Linked DNA regions of Homo sapiens: region 2 is linked to region 1. A link is a loop called in an ENCODE intact Hi-C map of the cell type or tissue named here. Cell type or tissue: heart right ventricle. All regions are shown on one strand. Each heading gives the region's core, and the rest is flanking DNA. Links, peaks and the distances in the headings are about the cores only.

Region 1 (4,348 bases), core at 65-4,064:
ACCTGACGTGATCCGCCCACCTCGGCCTCCCAAAGTGTTGGTATGACAGGTGTGAGCCACCGTGCCCGCCCTAGAGACCACCTTTTGATGCCTTGATATGAAATGAGAACATATATGTGGAAAGGTATAAAATTAAGAGACACCCTCGACCCTCACCTGAGTTACTGCTCCTAATAAATTCACGCATACCTGAGTGCTGTGTTTTCTAGCCTTCTGTGAGTGGGACAGGCAGGGTAGGGATGCTCGGACTGTCTGTGGTCTCTGATTTAGTCACTTCGAGGCTGCTGTGGGAGTTCCTCTGGGGTGTCCATTCACTGTCCCCTGTCTGCCTCCATTAGATCCCATCTCAGGCCCCTTCCAACTCTACACTTCTGACATTCACTGATGTGGGTGGAATGCTGCTTTGTAAAAATGGCGGTGCAAATGTGTGCTAATTACCTTGACATTTCCAAGCTGCTTGGTGCTCAGAACTCATACTTTAGGACATGAGGCTCACAATAGTGATCCACAGCTTGATCTCTTGGACCTGTGTGGTAAGAACCTCAGTTTACAGTGTTTAAAAATCAGATCTGTGTAAAAATGTGACTCCTGGCTTCTCTCAACAACTCAGGACTGGTGGCAGCCATGTCCCCGCATAGACAGTGGATTGGAGGCAGGGACTGCTCCTTAGCCGGGGTCCTCTCGTCCCACTGTACCCTGTGAGGACTTTGCTCCCTGGAGGCCCTGTCTGTATCCGCTTTTGGGATGCCTGCCTTAAGGATTCGTAGTACAAATCTTTATAAACGCTCACTGTGTGTGTTTGTGTTTGAGAGTGCGCACATGAACAAGAGAGAGAAAACCAAAAAATTACAAATCTGGAAAAGTTAATAAAGATCTAGAACCTTATCAAGATTTTGCAAGGGGTTTTTCTTCTGTACCTTGTGACTTTCTTCCATTTTCCATCCCATTCCCATGAGTGCCTCACATTTGTGTTTTCTGTTTTGAGATTATAATTATGTAGAAACCATAGTTCTAAAACTGGAAAGGGCCAGAATTTAATCACACTTTTGATTTTCCAAAAGAGGACAGAGAAAGACTGGGAGAACTGCCAGAGGCCACACCCTGGGAACTGGTGTGAGTCCTGAGGCTGTGCGCTGCCTCCCAGGAGCCGGGCTGGGCCTGGCACTGCCCGCTTGGGGGGACAGGCCTTCAAGCAAGCTGGACCAGGTGTGGGTCCTTGCCTGGCCACTTCCTGGCTGTGTGGCCTGAGGCAAGTCACTTCCCTTCTCCTGGTCTCTGTTGCCTCATTCAGACAGCAAGTGTAATCATGCTTGCTTCTCAGAAACCTTGTGAGAATTACATGAGATCGTGTATTTCAGGTGCCTCTCGCATTGCTGGGTGTGTATGAAACAGGCAGTGTGTGGTAACCACTGGCCATCTGAGCCCTGCGAAGGGGTCTTGGGACATTTTTTCCTCCTTTATCTTAACAAATTGAAAAGAATAGAAACTCTGGGTGGGCTAGGGGAGGAGGGTGGCAGGAGAGAGAAACAGAACGAAAAGTTAGAATGGGCCTGAGTAATTTAAAAGTTACATTTTAGAGCTCGATATAGTTTATCCTTTCTTTTGGAGATAAAAGGAAAGGGAGTGGGTAGGCAGACAAAGATATAAAAAGCAGGATGTTAAGTTTGAAAAATGATGATGTAGGTTAAGTCCATCCCTGTAGAGGAACATTCTTTATTTGTGCATGTGCCCTCATGAGCTCTGTCTTTAAAGATAGCTGAGTATGGGCCGCAGGGGAGTGTTTGTAAAGGCTCTTTGAGGTCTTTGGAAAAAGATGCTATATAAAGCCAGGGAGTTATTGCACAGATCTATGTATATATGTGAGAGAGTGTGTGTGCGCACACATGCGTCCACACGTCACCCTGTCTAGTCATCGCAGTCAGCAGTCTCTTCCCTTTTTAATTTTGAAAAGGCAGTTGAAGATCAATGAGTCTCAGGATAATTCCCCCCCTGGGGGCCTTTAGTGGCTGAAGAAGAGACGCCTCTCACCCCTCCCTTGGTGTCACTGTTTCATTGCTTTATATAGCAGCCTCCGAGGCCGTAATCATTTGTGTGAATGGGCCTGTGCGTCATCTGGCTGTGTGTCTGTGTTTATGTTTGGGTCCCTGGGGACTGGAGGCTGGTCCCTGCTCCACTGTTGTTTTTGAAATTGAGCATTCATGTGGTCACTGCCGAGAAAGGAGGGGAACGGTTTTGTAGGCTCGTCCTGTTTGAGGTCATGGTAATGATGTATGGGACCGTGTCCCCTCCTCCCCATGCCTGTCGCATTCCCGAGATGCATAATGGAAAAAGCTCAACGGGAGCCTGAATCTCTGTCACTGGGGCAAGAAATTACAGCTGTGAACCTGCTGGTTAGTGTTCTGTGCCGAGGCCTTGAACTTATGATTAACGTGGTTGACGTTTCTGTCCAGCTCATCCCATGCTCAGTTCCTGGAGCTGAGGGTGGCGTTTTAGCAGTGGGCGACTGTCAGTCATTCATTTGTTTATCAATTCACTTACGCATCTTACCTTTGATCATTCACCAGGTCTCACGTGTGTTCTGTGCTGGGCACTGGGGCCCCGGTACTCAAGTGACCCACAGGCTTGGGGGTGGGGCTTTGGTGGGCAGAGGTGCAGATGGGCACCTCTAGCCCAGGGGACAGTGTGCTTTCGTGGAGGTGCATATGAAGAGCAATGGGAATCACTGAACTCTACTTGGATTGTTTGGCTGTGAGGACACAGAACCCATGCCAATTTAGAACACAAGGGCACAGAACCCCATAGGGGCTCCCCCAGAGCCTGGGAGCCGAGAGTCCTGCAGAAGCCAGCATGGCCATTTGTGCATGACTGCTTTATTCCCTGTGGCCATGCGGTCACTGCAGGTCGGCCCGCACTTCTCCCGCTGGCCCTTGGGTAGCCGCCTTGGCTGTGGTGGTGCAGCAGGAGACGAAGGCAGGAATGAGGAGTTCACTGAGTCACCTTAGGCTACAGGGCTCTGTAGTAGCGCTTGACATTTCCAACACCTGCCGCTTTGCCAGACTCGGCACTTTCTCTGTGGCTGAGTGGGCTTGCCTTGAAGGGCTTTGCTGGCTCCCCTTTTTGGTGGCCCTCTGCCTTGTGGCTGCATCTGCATTTGTCTCTGTCCAGGCCTCTGTACATGGCGACAGAGGAGCCTCCAGCCAGGGGTCCTGGGCCCAGTTTAGGGTTTCATTTAAGGGTGGGTTTGTTTATTTATTCATTTATTGTTTATTTTTTGAGATGGAGTCTCACTCTGTTGCCAGGCTGGAATGCAGTGGCGCGATCTTGGCTCACTGCAACCTCCACCTCCCTGCAACCTCTGCCTCCCGGGTTCAAGTGATTCTCCTGCCTCAACCTCCCGAGTACCCAGGACTACAGGCACGCACCATCACGCCTGGCTAATTTTTGTGTTTTTAGTAGAGACGGGATTTCACCATGTTGGCTGGGATGGTCTTCATCTCCTGACCTGAAGTGATCTGCCTGCCTCAGCCTCCCAAAGTGCTGGCATCACAGGCGTGAGCCACTGTGCCCGGCCAGGATGGGTTTATTAAACTGGTCTTTTGAGCACTTGGCTTTCGGCAAGTCACTATTTCAGTGTGTCTCCACAGTCACCGTGGTGGAGTGACTTGGAACTCTTTGCTCTTGGGCCAGATGCCTCTGTCGCCACCTTCCTTCGCGTCTCTTGTCAGCCTGTGGCACATCTGAACTTCTGGAAGACTCTACATGATGGGCTTGGTTTGAGTCAGTAGGTACCCTTGGTCTCACTGATTACAAGTGGGGTGGGTGGGACTGGAGGCCTGTGGAGGCTGAGTCTCTGAGCGGAGGCAAGAGTAAGACAGGGCAGGCCCACGGACTCCCACGACTGCTATAGCCAGCAAGCCCCAGATGCTCAGAAAAGGCGCTCCCCAAGCAGAAGCTTGAAGGACAACCTGGAGTGAGGGAGGGGGCCAGGCCTTCCAGACACTGGGAAACAGCCTGTGCCAAGACACAGAGGCACGAGAGAAGGAGAGTGTGTTCAGTATGGTTGGAGTCTAACCAAGGGGGAGCAAAGGAGATGGGCAGAGGCTGGAGCGGCAGAGAGGACATGGGTCTGGAGCTCAGGAGAGGGCCTAGGTGGAGATGTGGGTGTGTGCAGGGTGGAAGCGGTGACTGAACCCTCGGCATAGATATAGCCTTATATTCACATAGCACCACTGAGGCCGGGCTCCAACTTTTTCATTGCCTATCATCTCTGTTATTAATAATTTAAAAAAAATTTTTTTTCTAGGCGGAGTCTCACTCTGTCACCCAGACTGGAGTGTGGTGGCATAAT
Region 2 (4,348 bases), core at 130-4,129, 110 kb after region 1:
GCGCCTGTAATCCTTCGGAGACTGAGGCACAAGAATCGCTTGAACCCAGGAGGGTGGAGGTTGCAGTGAGCCAAGATCGTGCCACTGCACTCCAGGCTGGGCCACATAGTGAGACTCGGCCAGAAACAAACAAATAAATGCTTGAATCGTGGCTTTTGTTTGCTTTGGTAAACAAAGGAAGAGTTTTCGTTTTTAATCTTTCAGTGGGCTTCACGGTGGAGTAGTGGAAACGTTGGGGAATCTGGCTATTCATGAGAGTGTGATTCTCCCCAAAGCCAACAAGGACCCTTTTCCTTTTCTTTTTGAGACAGAGTCTCACTCTGTCACCCAGGATGGCTGCAGCCTAGAGGGTGACTGTGGGCAGAAGATGTCCCCTGAGAGGGCTGGAAAGGAGATGACACACAGAAGTCAGCACACATTGGTCCTTCAAAGTATCCTATGGAGACACCTCTGTACTCACTATCAGCCTCAATGCTGAGTTCACAGCCCACCCAGCATGGGCTTGGAGGGGCATGGAGGCTGGTTGGGGGAGGTGGTCCACCCGGAACTTGTCCTCCCAAGCCCCAGCCTGGCAAGTTGTAGTCTTGGGAGACTGAAACCCTGACCCTCACATGCAAGTCACCACAGTTCTGGATGAGAGATGGAAGAGCAGCTTGATTTGCTGGAAATGCCTTCCTCTTTGTCTTCATCTTCTTTGTCTTCTTTGTCTTTGTCTTCCTCCTCCTCCTCCTCCCCCTATTCTTCCTCCTCCTCCTTCCTCCCTCCTCCCTGCAAAAACATGTAGTCAGTCCAGGTACCCATCAATGGTAGACTGGATAAAGAAAATGTGGTACATATACACTATGGGATACTATACAGCCTTAAAAAGAATGAAATCTTGCCCTTTGCAGCAGTATGAATGCAGCTGGAGGCTGTTATCCTAAGCAAATTAGTGCCCCAACAGAAAACCAGATATTGCATGTTCTGACTTATAAGTGGGAGCTAAACAGTGGGTACTCCTGGACAGGAAGATGCTAACAATAGACACTGGGGGCTACAAGAAGGGGAGGAAGGGAGGAGCAAGGGTTGAAAAACTACCAGTTGGATACTATGCTTACTGCCTGGGTGATGGGATCATTTTTACCCCAAACCTTGGCATTATGCAATATACCCATGTAACAAACCTTCACTTGTACCCCCGAATCTGAAATGAAAGGTGAAAAAAACCACACAAACAACTTTATTGAGATATAATTCACATGCCATACAATTCATCTATTTAGTGTATGATTTAATGATTTTTAGTATATTCATAGAGTTGTGCATTCACAACATTTTAGAACATTTTCACTCCCTCACAAAGAAGCCCATTTTCCTGAGCAGTCACTCTCCACCCCAGGGCCTGGCAAGCACCATTCTCCTTCCTGTCTCTGTGGATGTGCCTGTTCTGGACACTTCATATCAGTGGAATGATACAGTGTATGGCGGTTTGTGATAGGTTTCCTTCATTTAGCATAAGGTTTTCAAGGTTTATCTACATTGTAGCATGTATCAGGATGGCATTCTCTTTTATGGCTAAAACAGATTTTACTATAAGGATATGCCATATTTTGTTTACCCTTTCGTTAGTCGATGGACATTTGGGTTTCACTTTTTGGCTGTGATAAATAATGTTGCAATGAACATTCACGTACAAGTTGTGTGGACGTGTTTTTCATTTCTCTCGGGTATAACCTAGGAGTGGGATTGCTGGGTCAAAGCGGCTGTACCTTCCCACCAGCAGTGAATGAAGGTTCCAGTTATTCTACCATGTCCTCACCAAACACTTGTTATTGTCTGTCTTTTTTTTATTGTAGCCATCGAGTGGATGTGAAGTGGCACCTTCACGTTTGCAAATCAGTGGTTTCAATTTGCATTTCCCTGATGGTTGATGGTGTTGAGTATCTTTTCATTCTACAAATGGCTTACTGGCCATTTGTAGATCTTCAAAGGGTGTCTTTTCAAATCTTCTGTCCATTGCTTAATTTGTTTAGTTGTCTTTTTTATTGTTGAGTTGTATGAGTTCTTTGTGTATTGTGGATACTAGACCCGTATCAGAGATACGTGATTTGCATACCTTTTCTACCATTCTGCAAGTTTCTTTTCATTTTCTCGATGGTGTCCTTGAGGCATACCTGTTTTTAATTCTGATGAAGTTGAATTCATCTATTTTTTCTTTTGTCATGTACTTTTGGCATCATATCTAAGTTTGTCTTTAAAGCAGTGTTTCTGTTAATTTTAGGCTTCAAAATGATTTGATGTTAGAGCTGAGATGCTGTCGGCTTCAGCCCAGAGGTTTTGGGGGTTGTTGGTTGGAGAGTTGTTCATTCCCTCTCTGGACTTAGCACTGCATTGTGTGTTTCCCCACCTGAAATTACTTAGGGCTATGTCCGTCTGCCTACTGGCATCATAGGCACTCAGAAGATACCCGCTGAATGGATGGATGATGGGATGATGACTTCCTGTTTGGGTCTCAGCTCCCTACCTTACACGTGGCTCTCATTCTTTGCCTTTATGTTTCTCTCTCCTTTTCACCCATCCTTCTCTTCTCTGAGTGTGTGTATGTGTACTTTTCTCCCTCATTCCTTCCTTCCTCCTTTCCCTGTCTCTCTCTGTCTTTGGCTTTGTCTCTTTCTCTTGGAATCTGTCTCTGTCCTGCCCTTATTCTGTCCCTCTGTGTCTTTTTTTTCATTTTTCTTTAACTTTTTCTTCTAAGCTGTTGACCTTATCAGATGAACTTTGCAGTCAGTTGGAAACAGGCTCACTTGCTCACTCTTTCTTTCCTTTCTCTCTCTGTCCCTGGTGTTCAGTAAGTTTAGAGAAGAAATGCACAAACTATTGAGTTCCCCTTCACCAACGTGCCCCAGAGTTGGCAGAAGTCAGAGACCAGCTGGCACCAGGCATCCCGCAGTGCTCGTGTTTTCAGCTTGCTGTGTATGAGGCTGTCCCCTGGGCCTGCGGTACTTAATTTGAAATTTGGTTAGGAAGCGGCAGTGATCCATTTTCACATTTGGAGGTACATATTTGGCATGTCAGATGGGAGCAGTACAGACAGATTTTTTTTTGTGCACTACTGCTTGAGTTTGTCAGGAGTTTTATTATGGAAATCACTATTTCTGCCTTTCCATTTTCCCAAGTTACTTTCCTATATTGATATATTTTCACCTGCCTAACATTGGCATATTTTTCAGGGTTCTTGCTTTACGATTCAGTAGCAAGACTCAAAATAACACAGAGGAAAGAAGTGAAAAAACCTCTGGGTAAAAAAAAGACTTGCATCCACATTTTTTTTATTGAAAGGAAACTTCATCAGTGTTTTGAACAGAAAACTTAAACACAATAAAGGTGGATGAAAACATGGGTTGTAAATTGTGTGTGTGTGTGTGTGTGTGTGTATGTGTATGTGTGTGTGTGCTTGGAGTGTAGATTCTGACATAAAAATCACAGTTCTTTTGGCAGTGTATAGAAACCTTAGGAAACTGAATGGTAACAGGTAAAGATTCAGAAATGAATAGCAACTTAGGGATTACTGGAAAAGTACAATTTTCTGTTTCTGTAGGACTTCTTTCTGCTAGGGTAGGGGACGGAATAAATGTTATTTAAAACTCTCTGTTTCCTTCCTGTCCTCTCTGTCTCATATATGCTGCTCCTGGTTGCATAGATAGCCCAGAACTGCTTTACGTACTTATTTCCCAATACTATGGGCTTTGATTTTATATCTGTTTTCCCACATCAATCTGACATAAATCTCATCAAATACCCATCCACTGTTGCCCCAACAGTTAATACATCATCTGGTTGAACCAAAAGATCAAACTGGAGAAGGGAATGCGGTCACTGTTAGTCTTCTAGTGTCTATTTTCAAAGCCTTCATTTGAAGACCCATGGGGAGTCTGAGGAGGGCATGGGGCAGGGGAGAAGCCAGGGGTCTTGACCCTTCTGTTGAGGGTGACCTCTTTTTGTACTTTCATTTCTCGCTATTCTTCTTCTTGTACTTTATACCACAGCAATGCTGAACTACTTGGGATTAAGCAAGGCTATTATTTACTGCAATGGTTGGTGCCTAGAAGCCCTTTTCCCACTACGTCTTCTCTGTTGCATGACTTTCCGCATCCCTGAAGACTTAGTTCGAGGTGTCACCTACTCTGGAAAGACTCTGTGGGTCCATTGAATGCTATTCTTCCTCCTGTCATGCTGACTGCTGTCACTACCGCCATCTGTCCCACTGTGTTGGAAAACCAGCCACAGGCTACCACTGATTGAAGACTCCCTATGTGCCAGGTACCACAGTGAACACTTTGAGATGCTGGCGTTCCTCTTTCGCATCTCC

What was found. Hi-C counts contacts between places; a loop is a spot of excess contacts. Peaks named below come from ENCODE experiments on the same cell type or tissue, not always from the same donor. Only the 100,000 strongest peaks of a DNase experiment are listed, where the experiment ranks them.
Region 2: a loop joins it to region 1, with 2.0 times the contacts of the local background. A loop is called at or near these places in 1 of 110 quality-filtered maps.

The regions. Positions count from the first base shown.
Region 1 is chr16:12,118,545-12,122,892 of GRCh38, forward strand. The region is part of intron 11 of SNX29 (sorting nexin 29); the gene reads left to right. Among named protein-coding and RNA genes, the nearest start is that of SNX29, 140 kb to the left of the region's middle. RefSeq lists an enhancer at 2,684-3,183. In heart right ventricle, for the core only: no CTCF peak of the experiment used is centred there; a DNase peak (open chromatin) is centred at 2,137.
Region 2 is chr16:12,232,398-12,236,745 of GRCh38, forward strand. The region is part of intron 14 of SNX29 (sorting nexin 29); the gene reads left to right. Among named protein-coding and RNA genes, the nearest start is that of SNX29-AS2, 140 kb to the right of the region's middle. In heart right ventricle, for the core only: no CTCF peak of the experiment used is centred there; no DNase peak of the experiment used is centred there.